Regions from separate parts of the Homo sapiens genome. Here region 2 is linked to region 1. A link is a contact called in ENCODE Hi-C or POLR2A ChIA-PET data. All regions are on one chromosome and are shown on one strand. Each heading gives the region's core, a stretch centred on a gene start or an enhancer-like site at or near the end of the contact. The rest is flanking DNA. Distances are from core to core; before and after follow the strand shown.

Region 1 (4,357 bases), core at 89-2,588:
GTAGTGCCAGCTACTCAGGAGGCTGAGGCAGGAGAATGGCGTGAACCCAGGAGGCGGAGCTTGCAGTGAGCCACCACTGCACTCCAGCCTGGGCGACAGAGAGGGAGACTCCCTTCTTCTCAAAAAAAAAAAAAAAAAAAGAAAGAAAGAAAGAAAGAAAGAAACAGCAGTCTGTTTCAATGTTGGAGGAAATACTTGCGGTGTTGGAAATCTTGAGTCACAGTACGGCCACACTGTTTACTGCTCTGTATGGACAATTAAAGGGTTTTCAAAGGTTAAGTTTGGTTGTGATTTGCCTTGTGCTCAATTTACAACGTAATTCCCTATGGTCTCACAGAGAAAATACTCTGGGAGAATACACATCAAACTCAGTATGGTCGTCTACCTGTGGGGTGGAGTAAGAAGAGTATTTGCTCCATTTCAGACTTGCTTGAATATTTTTTCTCACAATTCACATTCTACTTTTATTTAAAAAAGAAAAAAAAAGATGAGGTAAATTATATAGATCAAAATGATCATTATGTTGGTACTCATTGATTTCTTCTTCCATTTCTCCTTTTTCAGCCCTCCCCACGAGACATCCCCCCTCCCACATTTTAAAGATTTCTAACAAATAACCAAATAACCATGGACAATTATAAGCTGATTAAACAAAAAGCTTGAAAAATATATCCAAATATTACCAAAAGATGATCAGAAAATTTTAATAAGTGTTTCACAAGAGAAGGCAATTTAGCAAGTATTTACTAACTGAAGATGACACACACACAACAGATAAACTTGGTTGTGGCCGGGAGTGGTGGCTCATGCCTGTAATCCTAGCACTTTCAGAGGCCGAGCCGGGCGGACCACCTGAGGTCAGGAGTTCGAGACCAACCTGGCCAACTTGGTGAAACCCCGTCTCTACTAAAAAATGCAAAAATTAGCTGGGTGCAGTGGCATGAGCCTGTAGCCCTGGCTACTTGGGAGGCTGAGTCACGAGACTATCTTGAACCTTGGAGACAGAGGTTGCAGTGAGCCGAGATTGAGCCACTGCACTCCAGCCTGGGTGACAGAGCGAGACTGTGTTTCAAGAAGGAAAAAAACAAAACAAAACACAAAACCTTGGTTGTTCTTGTTTAGTTTTGACTTGGTTCCCTTCATAGCAGCTTGCATTAGGGACTATGCCTAGGGCCCCACCTCTGGCCTGCAGGCATTGTGTCAATATATTCTCTGCCCTTGTAACCACATCCTTCTCATCTCCTACCACCCCATTGGTCCCCTCACACCTACTGAGTAAGGTATTCACACTTACAGCTCCTCCAAACACTGTATCCTTTTCAAGCTGCTGAATCATCATGTCACCTAATCCACTGAACCCTTAATGACCACATTCCAGGTCCTGCCAAGCCTGCACATTTCAGTGCCACTCATGCGAGCAGCTCAAGGTCTCTTGGCTCCCCTACATAATCTTAAATGTGCTTTATTCAAATCTTTCTCTACTTGAGCTCCCAAATTTCTGAGCACTGTAGAAAAAGTGATGGAACTTGTGCACATTCGGTTCACCAATACACCATGTCATTCGACTTCAAAGCAGCTCAGAAACAATCCTTTAAACCGGGCTGATTTCCAACCAGTAACTCCCAGCAGCACATATTTCAAGACGGCTCCACTTTCCTCAAGAGCCATTAGTCTCTCTTTACTCCTTTATCTGAACATCTAGCTTCACTCCTCCTATATTAACATAAGACTTTCTAATTAAAACATTCTCAACTTCTTCACTACATCTTGATGTATTTCTGCATCCTATCTCAAACTTGTCAACACACTCAGAATCACCTGAGAAACTTTTAGAAGAGATGCTCAGTTCCCCCGAGATAATTTTTTTTTTTTTGAGATCAGGTCCAGCTCTGTTGCCCAGGTGGAATGCCGTGGTGCAATTATGTCTCACTGCAGCCTTGACCTCCCAGGCTCAAGTGATCCTCCCACCTCAGCCTCCCGAGTAGCTGGGACTACAGGTACACACCACCATGTCTGACCACGTTTTAAATTTTCTGTAGCAATGGGGTCTCATTATGTTGGTCAGGCTGGTCTCAAACTCCTGAGCTCGAGTTATCAGCCCCCTCAGCCTCTCAAAGTGTTGGGATTACAGGCATGAGCCACTGAGCCTGGCTCCAAGATACTTATTAATGACAAAAGGAAAAATAGTAATTTTCCAGTAGACACCACCTTAACCAAATGATGTTACTGACCATCATCAGTAATGAGACTATTGACATCACTGCCTCCTGAACTGATGCAATGAAAAGGGTACTTCACTTCTGTGGTATTCTTGCAAATGCATAATCGACATTGAATCATGAAGAAACATCAGGCAAACCTAAATCAAGGGACACTCTATAAAATAGCTGACTAGTATTTCTCAGAAGTACCAAGGGTCATAAAAGTCATAAGAAAGACTGAGGAACTGTTTCAGATTAAAGGAGACCTAGGGAGATGTTACGACTCCTTACATGTAACGTGTGATCCTGAATTAGATTTTGGTTCAGAAAAAGGACATGAGTAGGACAACTGATGAAACTTGAAAAAGGCCTGTGCATTAGTTAATAGTATTATACCAATGTTATTTTTTGGATTTTGATCATTGCCCTGTGGTTATAAAAGACGTTAACATTTAGGGAGGCTGGGTGAAAGGCACTCTTCTAAACCATTCTGTAAGTCTGATAAGTTCATCAATAATCTTTTTGCCTTTTCTTCACAGGTAAGGGGCATCCTACTTAGTTCCAAGGCTGATGGCTCTCTCTGTGCACTGGAGAAAGGGCTCCCAAACAAAAAGGAGGTTAGCTTTGACTCAGGTACCCCCTGTGCAATTGTGCCAGTTCTGTGGCCTCATGGAAACCTGTTGGGTCTTACTGGACCATCCGATAATTAAGGGAACTGGACCAGATGACCCCTAAGACCCATTCCATTTCTTTAAGATCTCAAACTCCAAATAAAGGTCTTCAATTCTCTTTTGCCCTGTCATCTACATTCCTTCTCTCACCCTGGACATCTCTGTCTCTACTCAAGCTAACATAAAAGCCTGAATGCTCACACTCCTTCTTTCCACTCTTAAGAGCTCCTGCATCCAGGAAGACTCTCCTCCCTCCCATGACTCTCTCCTCCTCTGATGCCTACAGCAGCTGTGACCTTATTTCAGTTGCTGACCTTGTAAGTGCTATAACCTTTCACACATACCTCTCATCTCCCTAACACATTCAAGGGCTTTGGAAAGCGCTTATGATGGCAATTTACACATGGAATGACCTGATGATTTTGTTAACTGACTGAATTGTCTGGGAAGTTTCCTCAGTTGAACATGGTGTTCCAAGACACAGATGCTACATTTCTATGTACCAGTTAGCCTCATATTACTTTTCATGGGCAGACTGCTTTATTAAAAGTAGCCAACTGTTTTATAGATCATGGTCAAGAAGAAAGGCATAAGAGAACAGCCCCCCTTTATAACAAGCCCACTCACTTGCCTAGAAAGAGATGCGGATCATCCCTTACTGCTGACTCGTCTGGGAGGGAGGTACAGAGTTTTGTTTCAGTTCTTAGCTGTTTCCTTATGGCTTCTGAGAAGTGCTTCATCCTGTGTGGCTGTACAGAGCAGCCGTATGTGGTGGGAGTGTGGAGGCTCCAAAAGAGCACAGCACAGAGGAAAGGGTCTGGGGCTTGGCAAAGCTTCTCAGATCAAGGCTCTGAGTTGAGAGGTGAAGTCCCTATGTCCCATGGGGCCAGGCATATTAATTCTAAACTATGGAGCCTGACTTCCACATATGATCAAATGATAACAACTTCATCTTTAATTACATTTAATAATTTTTTAAAGTTAAAATATTTAAGTGTTAGGATCAACTTAAGTAGTAACCAGTATCCCAAAGTTCACACCTAATGCTCACCTCACTAATAACAGTATCAGAAACTAAACTTTCCCTCCCAGGGTGAGGACATAGGTAACTATAGTCACGCACCACATAACGTCTTGGTCAACAGCAGACCACAGAGACAACTGTGGTCCCACAGATACAATACCATATTTTTGCTGTACCTTTTCTATGTTTAGATAAACAAATACTTGCCATTGTGTTCCAACTGCCTACAGTATTCGCTATAGTAACAAGCTACACAGATTTGTAGCCTAGGAGCAACAGGCTGGAAGAAATCGCCTAATGATGCATTTTTTGGAATGTATCCCTGTTGTTAAGTAACGTGTAACAGGACTTCAAATTTTTAAGGATAGAGTCCATAATAACCTCTTCAAGTAGCACTAAGGCTATGAGATTTTTCACTGCCTGCTTTCCCATTAAAAAATAAAACAGGGTGGGAAAATAAG
Region 2 (4,843 bases), core at 2,183-4,682, 190 kb before region 1:
CAAAAATAACACATACACGTATTCATTTTCTCTTCTTTCCATATGAAAGATGGTATAATATATATCCTCCTTTGCATCTTACCCCGAACCTCATTATCCGTTCACACAGACCTCTCATGCTCACATTCATTCCTTCCCATTTCAGAACATTCTGCTGTCACATGGAACCTGTTCAGGGTTGGTTTTTGTCTAATCTATATTAATGCTAGTTATTTCAGAAGACCATGCAATACCCGTGAAAACTTCCCCTTCGCTCTCAGAAAGTTTGCACAAAAATCAACTCACAAAAGGCAGGTTAATTAGATAAAACACTATGAATTTATTTTAACGTGTCAAGCATGGGGAACTGTAGCAGAGTGATTATTCGATAACCCAGCGGGGTACATATGCTTATATACCCTTCTTCTTAGGGGAAAGGGAGATGGGGCAGTGTGGATGATTTTAGTTTAAGTGATTTTTAGAGAAATTCAATGGGCTTGAAGAACATACAATGGCCTGGGACAAAGTCTGTTGTGCCTGCAGAGTATACAACGGTTTGTGACAAAAGTCTGCCTAGCTGTGTTGATAGATGTCAGTCTTTCTTCCTGGATATGAGTTCAGTTCATGAAAATTTAGGAAGGGACCAGGAGTAATTGTTTTCTTCTTTAGTGAGTCTGGGCTTTAGGCAGATAAGGGAACTTCAGAGAACAACCTCATTCTGTGCTTTGAGAGAGACAGACTGAGACAGAGGCGGGGGTTGGGGGAGGTCAGAGAAATCTTGTGGCTTCTTCTTCAGTTCAGCATGTCACAGAGCCATATTTGGGGGTATTGGTTTCTGAGCCCCAGTCTCCATGATACCGGCTCCTTTTGAACTGGCATGACCTCTGGATTCTGAGAGTGTGAGAAGGCAATAGGGCGAAGGTCCAAATAAGGGTGAAGGACACAATGCAGGCTGTCCCCTCCTGTCTGGCCTCTAGTGTTCTTGTGTCTCTTGGGACGTGCGTGGCTTGAGAGATGGGTTTGCGGAGAGGGGCTTTGCCACTGGAGGATTATGAAGTGTTGCCAGGAGAGAAGTGGTTTCTGTGCCAAACACTTGCCTCACTCAAAGTGTAAACTTTTCAAAAATTAAGGCACAATTTATATAGCATAAAATTTGCCACTTTAACCATTTATTTTTCTTTCTTTCTTTCTTTCTTTCTTTTTTTTTTGAGACAGAGTCTTGCTCTGTCAGGCTGGAGTGCAGTGGCGCAATCTCGGCTCACTGTAACCTTGGCCTCCCGAGTTCAAGCGATTCTCCTGCCTCAACCTCCCGAGTAGCTTGGATTACAGGCATGCATCACCATGCCCAGGTAATTTTTGTATTGTTGGTAGAAGTGGGGTTTCGCCGTTTTGGCCAGGCTGGTCTTGAACTCCTGACCTCAGACGACCCACCTGCCTCGGCCTCCCAGAGTGCTGGGATTTCAGGCAGAGCCACCGCACCCGGCCCACTTTAACCATTTTAAAGTGTACATCCAGTGGCTTCAGTACGTTCACCGTCTCATTCAACCATAACATTTTTATCACCCCCAAAGGAAACCTCATACACATTAAAAAACCACGCCCCATTTCCCCCTCCCCCAGGCCCTGGCAACCACCAACCTACTTTCCGTCTCGAATGGATTTGCCTATCCTGGATATTTCATACATATGAAATCATACAATATGTGTCCTTTTGTGTCTGGCTTCTTTCACTTAGGTTCATCCAAGCTGCAGCATGCGTTGGTAGTGCCTTCTTTTTATGATGAAATATTCCGTTTTATGAATGTACTACAGTCTAGTTTATCCATTTACAGCTTATGGACAGCTGGGCTGTTTTTACATTTTGGTCACTGTTTTAACCTGTGTTTCTATTCTTCTGGGTACATACTAGAAATGGGACTTCTGGGTCATATGGAAACTCCATGTTTAAATTTTTTTTTTTTTTTGAGATAAAGTCTCACTCTGTCACCCAGGCTGGAGTGCAGTGGCATGACCTCAGCTCGCTGCAACCTCTGCCTCCCGGGTTCAAGCGATTCTTCTGCCTCAGCCTCCCGAGTAGCTGGGACTACAGGCATGTGCCACTACGCCAGGCTAATTTTTGTATTTTTAGTAGAGTCGGGGTTTCATAATGTTGGCCAGGCTGGTCTCGAACTCCTGACCTCGTGGTCTGCCCGCCTTGGCCTCCCAAAGTGCTGGGATTACAGGCGTGAGCCACTGCACCTGGCCCCATGTTTAAATTTTTGATGAACCAACAAATTGATTTCCACATCAGCTGCACCGTTTTACATTTTTCACAAGCAAAGTAGGAGGGTTCCGGTTTTCCCACATCCTTGCCAATGGTTATTTTCCATTTAAAAAATTATAGTCATCCTCGTGGGTGTGAGGCGGTCAACTGTTAATACCCTTTTTGACACAAGCTTCGGGTGTCAAAAGATATGCTCTAATGCTGCCCTTTGGCTTCACGAGGCTACTTAAAGCTTCCAATTTCCTGTAAATCATATTAGACTTTGTTATTGTTACATTAACTTGGTGATCCAAGGGACTCATGGCTGTAGGGGGGCAATCCTGTTATATTCTAAGTGCTGTGGTTTGAATGTGTCCCCCAAAGTTCATGTGTTGGAAACTTAATTGCCAGTGCAACAATGTTGAGAAGTGGCACGTTTAAGTGGTGATTAGGTCATGGGAACACAGCTCTCATGAGTGGATTCAGGCCATTATTGGGGTACTGGATTAGCTGTCACAGGAGTGACTTAGATATAAAATCAGGGAATTCTGCCCCTCTTTCCTTCCTCTCGCGTGTGTTCTCTCTCACGACGTGATGCCTTCCGCCATGGGATGGCCCTCACTAGATACCAGCACCACGCTCTTGGACTTCCCAGCTCCAGAACCATGAGCCAAATAAACGTCTGTGCCTTGTAAATTACCCAGTCTGTGGTATTTTGGTATAGCGGCAGGAGATGAACTAAGACACTATGCATGATGTTACCCTGAACATTTGCATGAAAACAGCTCTTTACATCACATAGCCACACTCAGAATGTGTTATGGGAATACAGAAAAACAGAGGTGGGGAGACGACATTAACTGTGGTGAGGGGGTGAAATAATCCTTGGGACCAGTGACCTTTAGGGGTCTTTTAAAGTGACTTGTGTGCTCAAAATAACTGGCCCGGGCCTGCGGAATCCGGGCATCCTGACAAAACCACATGAATGAGGAGAACGGCACTTTTCATGACCGGCCCCACCAGGGGAATTTTTCAGGCACGCATCTTACTCTGATGCTCAGGTCAGCTGGCTACCACTAGTGAGCCCAGGCCCAGAGGCTGGGGCACCCCAGTGAGTCAGAGCCCAGATCAGGGAGGGTGAGAATTACCACTTCCTGTCTATGAAAAACACTTAGATAAATGTCGGTTCCCACCATGGCTAAGAATCAAATAATATTCTTTCTTCGAGCCTCAACCTCAAGTGCCTGACAAACTCTTGAAAAACCCAAGGCACTGCCCAAAGTAGTTTACACGGGGAGGTCCAAGGTGGTTTCCCTATGGCTGGTTGATGATGTTAATTACGGTATTTTTCAGGATTGGCAGTCAAGCAGATGTTATTAACATTAACTAATTAATCCAGGTCTTATCGCATGTCACCTGACGCCAAGTAAAAGCACCAGAGAAGTTTGGAAGTGGAGAAATGCCACAGGGTGGATCAGGAAAGACAGGACAGAGGAGGGGCCATTTGTGTAAGACCTACCTGAAAGGATAGGTGGAAGGGGACAGTGGGAGGGAAGGGGAGGATTGAGGCAGGGAGGTAAAGGTGCCACCCCCACACAAGCATGGAGCAATGCCAAGTGTCCCAACATAGAATGGACTTCTGGATACATCCACTTTATCCCAAAATTATTATGACAATGTGATCAAAAGAGAATATTGTGGCCAAAATGTTAAAGTTTGACATTCCAGAACAGGAATAATTATATCTTGGCACCGTTCATGGTGACATTTCTTCCATAGCTACTGTACTGAATATTTACCAGGCGAAGAAGACACTTTCAACTGAAGTAAGTGGAGAAGTGACTATTTTGGGGAACCCCCAGGCTACCTAGGGCAGTCTCTTTAACCCCTAGGATCGAGGTGTAGTTATTAAAAGCATCCACTTTCATTGCCCAAAGTGTCCCAGTTTAGACAATAAACTATATGGTCACTCTATTTATCATGGATTTTAAATTATTTTTAAAAATTGTGGTAAAATAGACATAACCTAGAATTCACCATTGTAACCACTGTAAGTGTTGAGTTCAGTGGAATTAAGTTATGTTCACCTAGTACAACCACCACCAACTCCCCATCCCCCACTTCCCCCAGCTCCTGGCAACCAACCATAATCCTAATTTCTATGTCTATGCATTTGACTACCCTAGGTACCTCTTTAAGTGGAATCATACGGTATTTTTCTTTTTGTGATTGACTTATTTGACTTAGTATAATGTCTCCAAGTTTCATCCATATGAGAGCATGGGTCAGAATCTCCTTCCTTTGTAATGTTGAGTAATACTCCACTGCGTGTGTATTCGTCTGTTCTTGCATTGCTATAAAGAAATACCTGATACTGGGCCAGTCACGATGGTGCATGCCTGTAATTCCAGCACTTTGGGAGGCCAAGGTGAGAGGATCACTTAAGTCCAGGAGCTCAAGACCAGCCTGTGCAACATGGTGAAACCCCATCTCTACAAAAAATACAAAAATTAGCTGGGCATAAGCCGGGCGCAGTGGCTCATGCCTGTAGTCCTAGCACTTTGGGAGGCCAAGGCAGGTGGGTCACGAGGTCAGAGGATTGAGACCATCCTGGCTAACATG

Evidence for each region. A loop is a pair of places that touch in the nucleus more often than their neighbours do. ChIA-PET counts read pairs that join two places held with the same protein, here RNA polymerase II (POLR2A). Pooled maps may share reads with other maps.
Region 2: a pooled map shows a loop between it and region 1 (2.4-fold over the local background). The contact joins two enhancer-like sites. A Hi-C loop is called at or near these places in 1 of 168 maps with a recorded cell type or tissue (natural killer cell) and 5 of 50 pooled maps. POLR2A ChIA-PET finds 5 or more read pairs at or near these places in 1 of 52 experiments (WTC11).

The regions. Positions count from the first base shown.
Region 1 is chr2:230,778,597-230,782,953 of GRCh38, reverse strand. The region is part of intron 2 of CAB39 (calcium binding protein 39); the gene reads right to left. Among named protein-coding and RNA genes, the nearest start is that of CAB39, 68 kb to the right of the region's middle. Within about 2 kb of position 1,338, at least 9 of the 41 ENCODE cell types and tissues checked have a DNase peak (open chromatin) inside an H3K27ac peak, as active enhancers do.
Region 2 is chr2:230,972,865-230,977,707 of GRCh38, reverse strand. No RefSeq gene overlaps it. Among named protein-coding and RNA genes, the nearest start is that of SPATA3-AS1, 21 kb to the left of the region's middle. RefSeq lists enhancers at 590-639, 1,744-1,863, 3,278-3,417, 3,538-3,587. Within about 2 kb of position 3,432, at least 4 of the 41 ENCODE cell types and tissues checked have a DNase peak (open chromatin) inside an H3K27ac peak, as active enhancers do.